4 separate regions of the Homo sapiens genome follow, and regions 1, 3 and 4 are each linked to region 2. A link is a contact called in ENCODE Hi-C or POLR2A ChIA-PET data. All regions are on one chromosome and are shown on one strand. The core of a region is the stretch at or near the end of the contact, and the rest is flanking DNA. Distances in the headings are between cores, read along the strand shown. Region 1 overlaps CREBBP (CREB binding lysine acetyltransferase). Region 2 holds the start of NLRC3 (NLR family CARD domain containing 3). Region 3 holds the start of OR1F1 (olfactory receptor family 1 subfamily F member 1). Region 4 overlaps ADCY9 (adenylate cyclase 9).

Region 1 (2,996 bases), core at 274-2,773, 280 kb before region 2:
CCTCCTAGGTAGCTAGGATTACAGGCACCCACCACCACGCTCAGCTAATTTTTGTATTTTTAGTAGAGATGAGGTTTCACCATGTTGGCCAGACGGGTCTTGATCTCCTGACCTCAGGTGATCTTCCTGCCTGGGCTTCCTAAAATACTGGAATTACAGGCATGAGCTACTGTGCCTGGCCCTGTCTTGCTTGGGTTTTTTAAATGGAAGGTAAATAGTAATCATTCAGCGAAGCAGGATGTTTTTTGATACCTGATACAGAGTACAGCCATCAAGTGCATTTGAGAATGAATAAAAAAGCTAAAATTTTATAATCAATTATGCAAAAGTAGATTTTACCTTTTCCAGGTAGCACTCTTGAATATTGTATTAAGTGCATTTTGATAAATCAGTATTTCCCTTCTGATTCACATTACAGTTTCTAAGGTTCTGTAATTTTTATTGCAGTTAGTTTAACCTGATACCATAGCTTGATTTATTTCCCCTTAATTCAAACTTTGAAGTTCATCATGTTTCCATGTTAAATGAACTTACTAAGCACATTTCCGTGTAAAAGAGTCCCCCTGGATGGACCCTTCTGTGACATGAAGAATATTTGTCCTGTAATTTAGCTTTCAAATAAGAGGCAAACTCTGAGCAGAACTTCAGAGGGAAAGGACACTGAGAAAAGACAGTTCCAAAGAGGCAGGGACGGAAGACAGCAAGGCAGGCAGGCAAAGCTGGCTGCTCTGCCGTGGGGAGCTTCAAGGGAAAAACTTCAAGATGGCAGGAGCCCCTCGGTAGGTACGAATTCGATACAGTGGGAAGGGCGTCACTTTGGTAGGTATGTGGATCTGATACAGTAGGAAGAACCCCACTAGAATGTCGTATATGAAGAATGGACTTCTTGGGGAAGGTCGTTGTTAATGTCCACTTAAATATCGTTCATCATACAAAACACAGCATATGACAGGAAAACAAGAAAACCCAAATTCTAAGCTCTAGTATAAATGTAAGTGCTGTGTTGAGGGTTTTAAGACAATTCGGTTTATTAAACCCAAATTTAATAACCCGAGATTGTGTCACTGCACTCCAGCCTGGGCGACAGAGCAAGCCTGCCTACCGTAGTGAGGCCCTTCCCACCGTATGGAACTTGTACCTACCCTGGGGCTCCTGCCATCTTGGAGCTTTTCCCTTGAAGTTCCCCACAGCAGAGCAGCCATCTCTGCCTGCCTGTCTTGCTGTCTTCTGTCCCTGCCTCTTTGGAGTTGTCAGTGTCCTTTTCCTCTAAACTTCTGCTCAGAGCCTCTTATTTGAAGCCTTTCCTACTTTTGTTCACTGCCTTATTCCACTTGGCTGTAAAATATGACATACGTGTTAATTTAAGTTTGTGGCTTGGTGTCCATTGGCTGTCTTCCTCAATTAGAGTACAGTCCTCTGGGGAGGCCGACTTCTATTCTATCTCAAACCCAGCCGGTCCTGCACCGAGTGAGGGCCCCTGAGCAGTGACTCGCTTCCTTCTCCTGGGGAGGAGAGGGTGGGGGCTGCCGGCCGAGCTCTCTGGCTCTTCAGCAGATCAGTGATTCTGAGGAGGGGCAAGACTTACTCAAGATAAGATCACTGTTCAGAATGAAGTACAACCTCATTGTTCTGTTCTAATTAGGGATTGGTGTGTCTGCATAAAAGAAGCCTGAATTACGGAAGATTTTAGAAGGAGGTTGCTTTAATTATTTCCTAATAGTCATTGTAAAAAAAAAAAAAAAAGTTAGATGTCTTTTGGGAACTTGTTTAAATGCCTAGATAAAAATTACTTACGATGGCATAAATATTAATAAAACAGCTTTTCTCTTTCTTTTTTTTTTTTTTTTTTGGTATAGAGAGTTGTTCCATTATATTTATTTGCATAATCCCCAAGAACTTTCAAAGCAAAGTAACCTTTAATTCTACTAGAATTGCCACAGATCAGCAGGGATGAGTTTATTAGCAAGTCACTACCATTGATAAGTGGCGGCTGTTGAGCGCCTGCTCTGTACCAACCCTGGAGTGCCAGGTTCTTAAAGGCTTTGGCTGGTTCAGCCCTCATAGGTGCCTTGGGAGATGGGATTGGGACAGTGATAGTAATGACTAATATTTTTTGAGTCCTTACTGCATGCCAAGCTCAGTGCTAAATGCTGTATGGTTTAATTCTTTCATCAACGATCCTGCGAAGCAGGTGCTACTGTCCTTTATTTTATTTTATTTATTTATTTTTTTGGGACAGAGTTTTGCCCTTGTTGCCCAGGCTGGAGTGCAATGGCGCGATCTCGGCTCACTGCAACCTCCCAGTGATTCTCCTGCCTCAGCTTCCCGAGTAGCTGGGGTTATAGGCACCTGCCACCACGCCCAGCTAATTTTTTGTAATTTTCAGTATTTTTAGTAGAGACAGGGTTTCACCATGTTGGCTAGGCTGGTTTCGAACTCCTGACCATAGGTGACCCACCTGTCTGCCTCCCAAAGTGCTGGGATTACAGGCATGAGCCACTGCACCCAGCTGTCCTTCCATTTTAGAGCTAAGGAGGGGTACACAGGGAGGCAGTAGCTGTGGTGACAGCTGTGATCTGAACCAGGGCTTGGTTGAGTACTCTTCTCACTACACCAGACTGCACTTCCTGTGTCCGTAGTGTCTAATTAGTAATAGATCAGTAAACACACCGAGAGCGTAGTGTGGCCTCCAGGTCATTTAACAATAATAATAACAACACTGTGAATCCTTCCACCACTCTCTAGATTCCTCATCTCTAGGAGTGAACTTTTCCAGGATGCTTTGCCCTTGCTGGATCAAGTTTTTTGTATGTAGTTTTTTTCCTTCAAATTTTGTTTTAATTAACAAATAAAAATTGTATGTATTTATCATATACAACATGATGTTTTGAAATATCTATACATTGTGGATTGGCTAAATTGAGCCAATTAACATGTGCATTACCTCTTCCTGTGTCCGTTAACTTAGAAATTAAAAATTCTTTTTGGAGCCACAG
Region 2 (2,852 bases), core at 150-2,649:
TGGTCTGCTGCCTCAGTTCCCTCCCCCCCATCACCCACACAGGCTCTGGGGAACCAGCTAACCCTCCTACCTCCCCTGAGCCACAAGCTGCTCTATGAGTCCAGACCCACTACTCTCCTGCTCTACAACCATTGCTGGCTCCCACTTGCTTGCTGAGGAAAATTCAGACCCCAGGACCCCTGTCCCTTGGCTCCCACCTTGTCACCTCCTTCCCTCAGTGGCCCCATGTTGCTTGCTCCCTGTCCCCAGCGGATGTCCCATACTTTATTGTAATTTTTCTCATGTGGCTTGCTCTGGGCCATGTCCTTCCCCCTCACGCCCTTCCCTGTCAGGGCAGGCCACCCACTGAGGTCCACTTCCAGGGGCCGAGTGCGATCTCCTGCCGCGGACGGCAACATTCTGCTGTTTCCTCTTAGGGTACAGGTGACCTGCCTCTGGGGAGCCCTTTGCTCACAGGAAGATGTTATGGGGCACAGCTGAGTCAGAGGTGCCTACTGGGTGACAGAGAGAAAAGAAAGCAAGAGGTGTTAAAAGAGGGAGCACAGTGGCTCACACCTGTTATCTCCGTGTTTTGGGAGGCCAAGGCAGGAGGATCACTTGAGCCCCAGGAGGTAGAGGCTACAGTGAGCCGAGATCACACCACTGCACTCCAGTCTGGGTGACAGAGCAAGATCCTGTCTCAAAAAATAAATAGGCTGGGCGCAGTGGCTCACGCCTGTAATCCCACCCCTTTGGGAAGCCAAGGTGGGTGGATCACCTGAGGTCAGGCGTTCAAGACCAGCCTGGCCAACATGGCAAAGCCCCTCCTCTGCTAAAAATACAAAAATTAGCGGGGCATGGTGGCGCATGCCCGTAATCCCAGCTACTCAGGAGGCTGAGGCAGGAGAATCTCTTGAACCTGGGAGGGGGAGGTTGCAGTGAGCCGAGATCGTGCCATTGCACTCCAGCCTGGGCAACAGAGCGAGACTCTGTCTCAAATAAATAAATTAAATAAATAAATAAGGAGAGCCACAGGGGTGGCCTGGAGGTGGCAGGGCACAGTCCAGTCCTGCTGGGGTCACCCTCTAGTTGCGTGACCTCAGGCTGCTCACTTGATTTCCTGACCACCCGCCTGAAAACAAGCATTTGTTGATGGCGGGGCAGCTTCCTTTGTGGCGGGATGGAGGTGATGTGTCAACAGCCTTGGCACCAGCCACTTTATCCTGAGCATGCCACCTGCAGGGACACTTAATCCCAGAGTCAAGACCCCCAGCATCGCCCCCGCACTTAACTTGCACGGGGGCGGTGACCAAGCCAGGGTGCCCCGGCTCCTCGATGTGTCTGCGAGGCTGTTGGCTGTTGAAATCAGACAGGAAGGAAGAATGAGGTGGAGCCCAGCACAGGAAGAGGTGAGGACCCGGAGCCACAGGGACAGCCGGTGGGCTCGGTGGGGCTGCAGAAGGTCGGGGCTGCACTGCTCTCGGCCCCCACACGGTTGGTTGGTTGGCGTGGTAAGTGCCCTGATCCCTGGTCCTGAGAACTCAGGCTGGCACAGGGATTCCCAGGGCATCTACCACCACGCAGCTGGAGCAGGGCTGAGCCCAGGAGCATGGAGATGGACGCCCCCAGGCCCCCCAGTCTTGCTGTCCCTGGAGCAGCATCGAGGCCCGGGAGGTAAGTTGGGTCCAGGTGACCTCAGTGCAGGGCAGGGGAGGGAGAAGGGATGCTGGCAGGAAGGACAGTGGCCTTAAGGCCTGAGCTACTCTGGGGAGGGGGACTGGGGAGACTCCACGAGACTCCAAGAAGCTGTCTCCTGGGGCAGGACTGGCTCATGCTGTAGAAAAAAGAGATGTGGCCAGGCACGGTGGCTCACGCCTGTAATCCCAACACTTTGGGAGGCCAAGGTGGGCGGATCACTTGAGGTCAGGACTTTGAGACTAGCCTGGCCAACATGGTGAAACCCCATCTCTACTAAAAATAAAAAATAAATTAGCCAGGCATGTTGGCAGACGCCTGTAATCCCACCCAGCTAGTCGGGAGGCTGAGGCAGGAGAACCGCTTGAACCCGGGAGGCGTAGGTTGCAGTGAGCCGAGATCGAGCCACTGCACTCAATCCTGGGTGACAAAGCGAGACTGTCTCCAAAACAAAACAAAACAAAACAAAAAAGAAAAGAAAAAACAGGTAACTAAGAATGGCCCAGGACAGGTCCCAGGGACAAAACCCAGCTCCCCCAGGTACCAGTGATGGCCCAGGAGAAGCAGGAAGCATCTTGAAGGTGCTGCGGGCAGGCAGTGGTGATGCTGAGCCACGGCCTGGGGAATCGGCAGACCTGGGCACCCTTCCTGGCACTGGGACCCCCCATGGGAGGCTACTTCTCTGGGCCTCAGCACCCCACCTGTAGATGGAGGTGACAGCACAGGAGGGGCGAGGTCATGAGGGGCAGGGAGGGTGCAGGCGCCGCCCCCAGGCGAGTGGGCAGCCCCAGGGCCTCTCCTGCCCACAGCCTTGGGTGAGACAAGGGTCGAGAGAGACGGCAACCGCAGAGGCCTTCTCGGAAGAAGTGCCACTGCCCTGGGCCAGCCTGGGTGTTGGCTGCAGGGTCTTCCCCTATGGCCAGGCTCCAGAGGCCCTGGTGTTTTTCTGGACCCCTCCCTGGAGGTGACCCTGAGCCTGGGGCTCACTGTTGGCCATCACAGGCTGCAGGCTGCACCCCTCTTCTTCTGTCCCAGGGTGCTGGGCTCCCCAGGGCTGGGCCTCTCCACCCCTTGGACTCCAGGGGTCCATGCAGTGAGCAGGGTAGGGCCCTGAGGTGCAGGTGCCACTTCCTTCTTCCTTCGGGAAGGCTTTTGAGCTCAAGTGATGATGCTGGGGC
Region 3 (3,154 bases), core at 474-2,973, 390 kb after region 2:
ACGACAAAAAAAATAGCTTGTCAAAAGGGCTCTGGCAACACTGGTGACAGGACTCTAGATGAATTTTAAGAAGAGGTAGTGGGATAGTAGGCGGCGTCAACATAGCTTGAGACCTTTGTACAAATTACCTTTGCAGGGCGTCCACGTCCTGCGCTGAGGTCTGTAAGTCGAGCCGAATCTAAAAAAGAGCAGGAAACGACTTTTACCCTGCACCAAAAGCCGGGCTCGTCCGGGATTTGAACCCGGGACCTCTCGCACCCTAAGCGAGAATCATACCCCTAGACCAACGAGCCACACGATTTACGCATTAAGGTTATCTTTGTGGGCGTCCTAGCATCCTGGGGGCGGCTGGGGCGGACCCAGCAGGACCCAGTGAGTAGAATCTTATTTCAGACCCGCCTGGAAGGGGCAATTTCAAGTGAGGATGGGTGTGGCGGAAGCCCAGAGCCCCGGCCCCTCCTCCGCGACGCACAAAATGGGGAGCAGCCCTGGCGCTACCACAATCCAGAAGGGCCCTGGGTCCTCGCCCGCCACCGCCACTCGGCCTTGAGTTGGGGATTCGGCGTCTCCGAGGCGCGCAGTGAGGAGCTCCAGCTTCCGCAGGACATGGGAACCTCCCAATAGCAGGCAGCGGCTGCGCTGAGGGTCTGCGAGCCTCGATCACTGCAAGCTCGCCTTGGAAACGCTGCAGTCCCTCAGCGTGGCACCAATGGGTGTTCAATAAAGGCCTGACGGAGTGCACGAGACACCAGCTACCAGGCACCCTACCTCGCCGCACCTCACGCTTCTCCGGCTCCGGTCCTCCCTTCTCCCCAGGGAAGCCAAAACCCAGAAAGCGAGTTTCCCACGTGGGCCTCGAACCCTAAAGGCTGACGCTGAGAGTCTCTTTTCTCCATCGACTGAACCAGCCCCGCAGCGCCTGCCTGGCCTCAAGTGCCCAGGATGGCTGAGCTCTCGGAGAAGACGGCTTAGGCCACCAACTACGCTGCGCACCAGGGGCGATTCTGCGATGCGCCCCCTTGCCCTTCACTGGGGGGAGCTGGCGGGACCTCCAGTCCCCAGGACGTGAGGAGGAGCAAGAATGAAGGCCGTGGGGCAGCAGGCGTCGGGCATCGGTTCCGGGGCACCCTTTACTGTCACTCTGCCCTTCCCTGTATCCAGATTTCACCTGACTCCCGAGAATCCAGCAGATCTGGGCTAAAAGGGGCTCCCTGTCCCCTCCAGATCAAAGCCGCGAATTCCCTCGCTCTCAGTGGGAAGGCCCCGGGGTCTGGGGGTGGGGACAAGGGCCGAGACCCCCACCCCGCCAGGGCCGACTGAAGTGCTGCCCGCGGATGCCCGGTCTTCCCCGCCTCCCTCCTCTCACTCACTCCCCTCCCTTCTCCCCCGCTTCCGGTATTCTCCCCTTCTCCGAATAAACTGGAATTTTAAGCGGAGGAGGGCTCACCTGGGACTGGAGCAGCCATACTCTGGAATCCTAGAAAAAATTTATGCCCCTGTAGCGACCAATGAGCCCGGCGCATTCTTCCTTATTCTAAATAACCTCCTCCTGCTGCACGGGGTCGTCTCCTTTAACCGCAGTTGCCGCAGTTGGCAGCGCTGGATCCCATTTCACCAAGGCGAGCGATTCAGGCCCGTCCGTCTGCGTCCCGGGACCCCGGGAGGTCTCCACTGAGGCCCTGCCAATAGCAGCCTCCCTCCGCCTTCCTAGTCTCCTGTCCTTGCTGAAAATGCGAAATGGGAAAAAAGAGAAGGAAAAGGGGGCTCGTCCGGGATTTGAACCCGGGACCTCTCGCACCCAAAGCGAGAATCATACCCCTAGACCAACGAGCCGCCGCTTCCTTTTTTCTTTTTTCTTTTTTTTTTTTTTTTTTTCCTTTTTCTGGTGGGGGACACGTCCTTCCGTCCCTGACGCAGAGCGAGACTCTCTCCATCGCCCCAATAGCTCAGTCCTTAGCGCGCGCACCTGCGAATCTTGACTTGTGGGTTCGCGGCCACCCTCAGATTTCCGAGGCAGGCTTTACTCCTGCTGGGTAAACCAACAAGGTTACCCGCTGAGGTTATGAGCTGGTGGTTTCAATGTCGTGCTGGTATGATATATAGGTGCATTTGCCTATTACTAAGGTAAAAGGATTTCCAGGCAGGATAGAGATGTCAGAAATCATAAAGGAAATACACAGATTTTATCCAAGGTTTTAAAACGGCAAATGATAATCCAAAGAAAATACAATCGAAGTTACAAACTAAGGGCTTATTACTGGGCTACATAGATTTCGAATCCTTTAAAAAATTACATAGGCATATTTTTAAAAGACATTTAAGAAAAGAAATGAAGATCTATGACAAAAAAGGCTTCGTCTTCCTCACCTGGGACTATGGAGCATAAACGCTGCTTGCCGCAGCCTCTCTGGCTGGCAAGTGTAGCCTCGGGCTGGCCCTAAGGGCCATAGGTGGAAAACAACTGAGCCTTGAAGTGGAGACTGGAGAAAAAGAGATTGTCCTAGAGCTTGCATGGGAAGAGTTTCGGGACCCAGAAACTGGAAACATTGGATTTCCGTGACAAAGTTTGCCAAGTAGCAGTACATGGTGCAATGGGTGTGTCTGGAGGCTGGCGTGAGGCGTAAAAGGCAGCTGGGCCCGCTGCTTCAGTGACTTCCTTGAGACTCAAAGGAAGCCAAGGAGAACCCTGTCTACTCACCTGCAGGCATCTCTCCCGGTGTCTTATGTATTGTCTGCTCTGGAAGTCACAGAAAAGTGAAGGAGGCTGGGCGCGGTACCTCCCGCCGGTATTCCCAGCACTTTGGGAGGCCAAGGCGGGTGATCACTTGAAGCCAGGAATGCGAAACCAGCCTGGCCAACATGCCAGACCGCTGTCTCTACTAAAAATACAAAAATCAGCCTGGTATGGTGGCGCGTGCCTGTAGTCCCAGCTACTCAGGAAGCTGAGGCACGAGAATCGCTTGAACCCGGGAGATGGAGTTTAGAGTGAGCCCAGACTGCGCCACTGCCCTTCAGCCTGACAGGGTGAGACCCTGTCTAAAAAAAAAGAAAGAAAGAAAAAAAAAAAGGAAACAGAATAGAGTCCAACTGCTCATTCTCGTCAGTTACTGAATAGGGACTAGACTCTGCTGGTTTCCATGAACTAACTCATGCT
Region 4 (3,089 bases), core at 20-2,519, 380 kb before region 2:
AGTTTCCAAAGACACGTCTGCATTTGAATTTCTAGATTTTCGAGGTAAGGAGTTTTTTTTAATTGGTTGTTTGGAAAATCACATCATGCCTAGAATCTGAAATTGAATTAGCAAGAACCGACTGTTTGCATTTTCCATATATCCTTTTATCTGCTCTTTTTAAATTGTTAATTCTAATAATTTCAAAATGCATTCACTGAAGAAATGGACATTAAAATATTCTAAAATTTAAATATATGATGCCTGGTGTTTTCTTATTGAAAAGATGAGCACTGCTTCAGAGAGGAGGGCGGTCTTCCTTGGACAGCTCGTGTTTTCTGCGATCTGTGGCTCACCTGGGTGGGTTTGCCTTTCTTTCACGTCATGACTTCAGAAACAGGGCAAGTAGAAAACCCTGTTTGTGTTTATGTTATTTTTTTAATTGGATCTATTTGCTCCAGTTAACTTGAGTTGAAAAGTATTTATTTTTACACAGAATTTTTTAAACAATAAAAGTAAGGTTGCAGGACAAGTTTTGCTTGTGAGATTTTCCCTGTCAGGCCTCCTAAATAGTTTTCTGCAACATCCTTAGAGAAGGAATTGAGGGGGAAAAAGTAGGTTTTCTGAAAAGGAAAGAGTGATTGCAGGTACACAGATCACTGGGGTCCCAGGTGTTTTGAGGAAGTCACAAAGCCCCTTCAGAATCTGTTTAAAGTCATAGAGCCTCTTCCCAGAAAAACACACATGCCATTTTCTACACTTCTTGGGAGTTCACCACACTCCCGCATCTGAGGCCAAACTATGGATCTTCCAGGGGTTAGAGCCCCTTCCCCTGTAGGGGTTTTCCTGATGAGTTATTTTTTTTTTAATTTTTATTTATTTAGACAGAGTCTCACTCTGTCACCCAGGCTGGAGTGCCGTGGTGCGATCTCAGCTCACTGCAACCTCTGCCTCCTGGGTTCAATCAATTCTCGTGCCTCAGCCTCCCTAGCAGCTGGGATTACAGGCATATACCACCACACCCGGGTAATTTTCATATTTTTAGTAGAGACAGGGTTTCACCATGTTGGCCAGACTGGTCTCGAACTCCTGGCCTCAAGTGATCCGTGCGCCTCAGCCTCCCGAAGTGCTGGGATTACAGGCATGAGCCACTGTGCCCGGCCTGGTAAGTTAAGTATTTATGACCAACTTCAGGGCACAAAGATTCTTTTGTAGACTCCACAAAGGGAGCTGAATTCATGGCTTCTGGTGGTTGCTCATGGACTTGCGGGGGTGCAGCCTCCAGCTGATTCTCTGCTGGAGCCCGGGGCCAATGAGGTTGCTGTTTGATGAGGTCACTCTCCTCCCGAGTCGCCACTGCAGGCCTCCCTGGTCACCTTTCCAGCTTAGGGAATAACCCGTCCTTGCTGCCTTGAGGGTCTTGTAAGAATGGAGGTTTTGTTCGGTTTTTTTTTTTTTGGAGACAGGGTCTCATTTTGTCACCCAGGCTGGAGTGCAGTGACCATCAGGGCTCACTGCAGCCTTGACCTGCCCTGACTCAGGTGATCCTCCCACCTCAGCCTCCTGAGTAGCTGGGACTACAGGTGCGCAACACCATGCCCAGCTAATTTTTGTATTTTTTTGCAGAGACGGGGTCTTGCCATGTTGGCCAGGCTGTTCTCGAACTCCTGGGTTCAAGTGATCCGTCCTCCTCAGCCTCCCAAAGTGCTGGGATTACAGGCATGAGCCACCGCGCCCAGCCAGAACGTGGGTCTTTCTACTAGAAAGGGCACCCAGTGACTTAGAGGATTTCTCAAACAGCCAAGAAAGGCAGCCTCTAATTTTTGCAATCAGCCCCAGAACTGATCATTTGTGGTTTCTCTTTCATCTGAAATCTTGTTCACATGGTTGCTTTTCCCCCACTGTGGGAATCTATGGCTGTGGCCACCTGGAATAGATCCCGCGTACTGGGAAAGTGAAACTAACCGGAGAAAGCCAAGAGGAAGCGATTAAGAAAAAGTACACACTTGCACGCAATGGACATGTACATTTAAAATCTTCCCAAGTGTCTATTTTTATACAGTTCCTTTTTAAAAATTGTTTTTTTAAATATCATGACTCTAAAGAGTTGTTAATGAATATTAGAGTAATTTAAGCTTAGGGAATTCTCGTATCCCTGCTGGCCCTGAAAGTCTGAAGGAGATGTGAGTTAAGTAATCCGCGTGCCTGTTAGAGTCTCAGTCAACAGCGGGGATTCTTCATTGTTTTTTTTCCGGGGTGGGGACAGGTTTGGCTCGCAAAGGCTTTGATAGTTTGATGAAGGTTATGGTTACTTTGTCCAGAAAAAATGCACATAAAAACAACTTTTGATTTTTTGTTGTTGTTGTTTCGTTGCTTGGTTTTTTTGAGACAGAGTCTGGCTCTCTCGCCCAGGCTGGAGTGCAGTGGTGCGATCTCAGCTCACTGCAACCTCCGCCTCCCAGGTTCAAGTGATTCTTCTGCCTCAGTTACCTGAGTAGCTGGGATTACAGGTGCTCGTGCCACCATGCCTGGCTAACTTTTGTATTTTTAGTAGAGACAGAGTTTCACCACGTTGGCCAGGCTGGTCTCAAACTCCAGACCTCAGGTGATCCACTTGCCTCAGCCTCCCTAAGTGCTGGGATTACAGAAGTGAGCCACCGTGCCCGGCCAAATCTTTTGATTTTATATATAATTTCAGGAGTCCACGAATGCAAATAGAGTGCCCCTGATCCACGGTAACCAGAGGAGAGATGACTTTTCATTCCAACTCTCTGCAGATGAGGTTTCCTAGCGTTTCTGGACTCTCCGCTGGAAACCTGATTTGGCATGTTAATGCTACTCATTGTTACATGCGTTTTTATTTTATTTATTTATTTTTTTTGAGACAGAGTCTCACTCTGTTGCCCAGGCTAGAGTGCAGTGGCACGATCTCAGCTCACCACAACCTCCACCTCCTGGGTTCAAACAATTCTCCTGCCTCAGCCTCCTGAGTAGCTGGGATTACAGGCATGCGCCACCACGCCTAGCTAAATTTTGGATTTTTAATAGAGATAGGGTTTCACCATGTTGGCCAGGCTGGTCTCGAACTCCTGACTTCAGGTGATCCACCT

The links. Hi-C counts contacts between places; a loop is a spot of excess contacts on that map. ChIA-PET counts read pairs that join two places held with the same protein, here RNA polymerase II (POLR2A). Pooled maps may share reads with other maps.
Region 1: a loop to region 2 is called in a pooled map, with 4 times the contacts of the local background. The contact joins the enhancer-like site here to the promoter of NLRC3 in region 2. A Hi-C loop is called at or near these places in 4 of 37 single-sample maps with no recorded cell type and 3 of 50 pooled maps. POLR2A ChIA-PET finds 5 or more read pairs at or near these places in 1 of 52 experiments (activated naive CD4-positive, alpha-beta T cell).
Region 3: a map with no recorded cell type shows a loop between it and region 2 (4-fold over the local background). The contact joins the promoter of OR1F1 here to the promoter of NLRC3 in region 2. A Hi-C loop is called at or near these places in 4 of 37 single-sample maps with no recorded cell type and 2 of 50 pooled maps.
Region 4: a loop to region 2 is called in a pooled map, with 2.0 times the contacts of the local background. The contact joins the enhancer-like site here to the promoter of NLRC3 in region 2. A Hi-C loop is called at or near these places in 1 of 50 pooled maps. POLR2A ChIA-PET finds 5 or more read pairs at or near these places in 2 of 52 experiments (AG04450 and activated CD8-positive, alpha-beta memory T cell).

The regions. Positions count from the first base shown.
Region 1 is chr16:3,860,506-3,863,501 of GRCh38, reverse strand. All of the region lies in intron 1 of CREBBP (CREB binding lysine acetyltransferase), which reads left to right. Among named protein-coding and RNA genes, the nearest start is that of CREBBP, 19 kb to the left of the region's middle. Within about 2 kb of position 1,523, at least 8 of the 41 ENCODE cell types and tissues checked have a DNase peak (open chromatin) inside an H3K27ac peak, as active enhancers do.
Region 2 is chr16:3,575,950-3,578,801 of GRCh38, reverse strand. It overlaps NLRC3 (NLR family CARD domain containing 3), which reads left to right and starts at 1,399. Exons shown (of 20, transcript NM_178844.4): 1 at 1,399-1,653. LOC105371060 (a long non-coding RNA gene) reads right to left here and starts at 1,299. Exons shown (of 2, transcript XR_001752061.3): 1 at 1-1,299. RefSeq lists enhancers at 56-235, 266-315.
Region 3 is chr16:3,186,773-3,189,926 of GRCh38, reverse strand. OR1F1 (olfactory receptor family 1 subfamily F member 1) reads right to left here and starts at 1,723. Exons shown (of 4, transcript NM_001370640.6): 1 at 1,448-1,723; 2 at 129-178. It overlaps TRP-TGG3-5 (tRNA-Pro (anticodon TGG) 3-5), which reads right to left and starts at 1,833; the gene lies at 1,762-1,833. TRP-AGG2-8 (tRNA-Pro (anticodon AGG) 2-8) reads right to left here and starts at 293; the gene lies at 222-293. RefSeq lists a silencer at 165-324.
Region 4 is chr16:3,959,797-3,962,885 of GRCh38, reverse strand. ADCY9 (adenylate cyclase 9) reads left to right here. Exons shown (of 11, transcript NM_001116.4): 11 at 1-233. Among named protein-coding and RNA genes, the nearest start is that of TRIDDENT, 11 kb to the right of the region's middle. RefSeq lists an enhancer at 843-1,342. Within about 2 kb of position 1,269, at least 18 of the 41 ENCODE cell types and tissues checked have a DNase peak (open chromatin) inside an H3K27ac peak, as active enhancers do.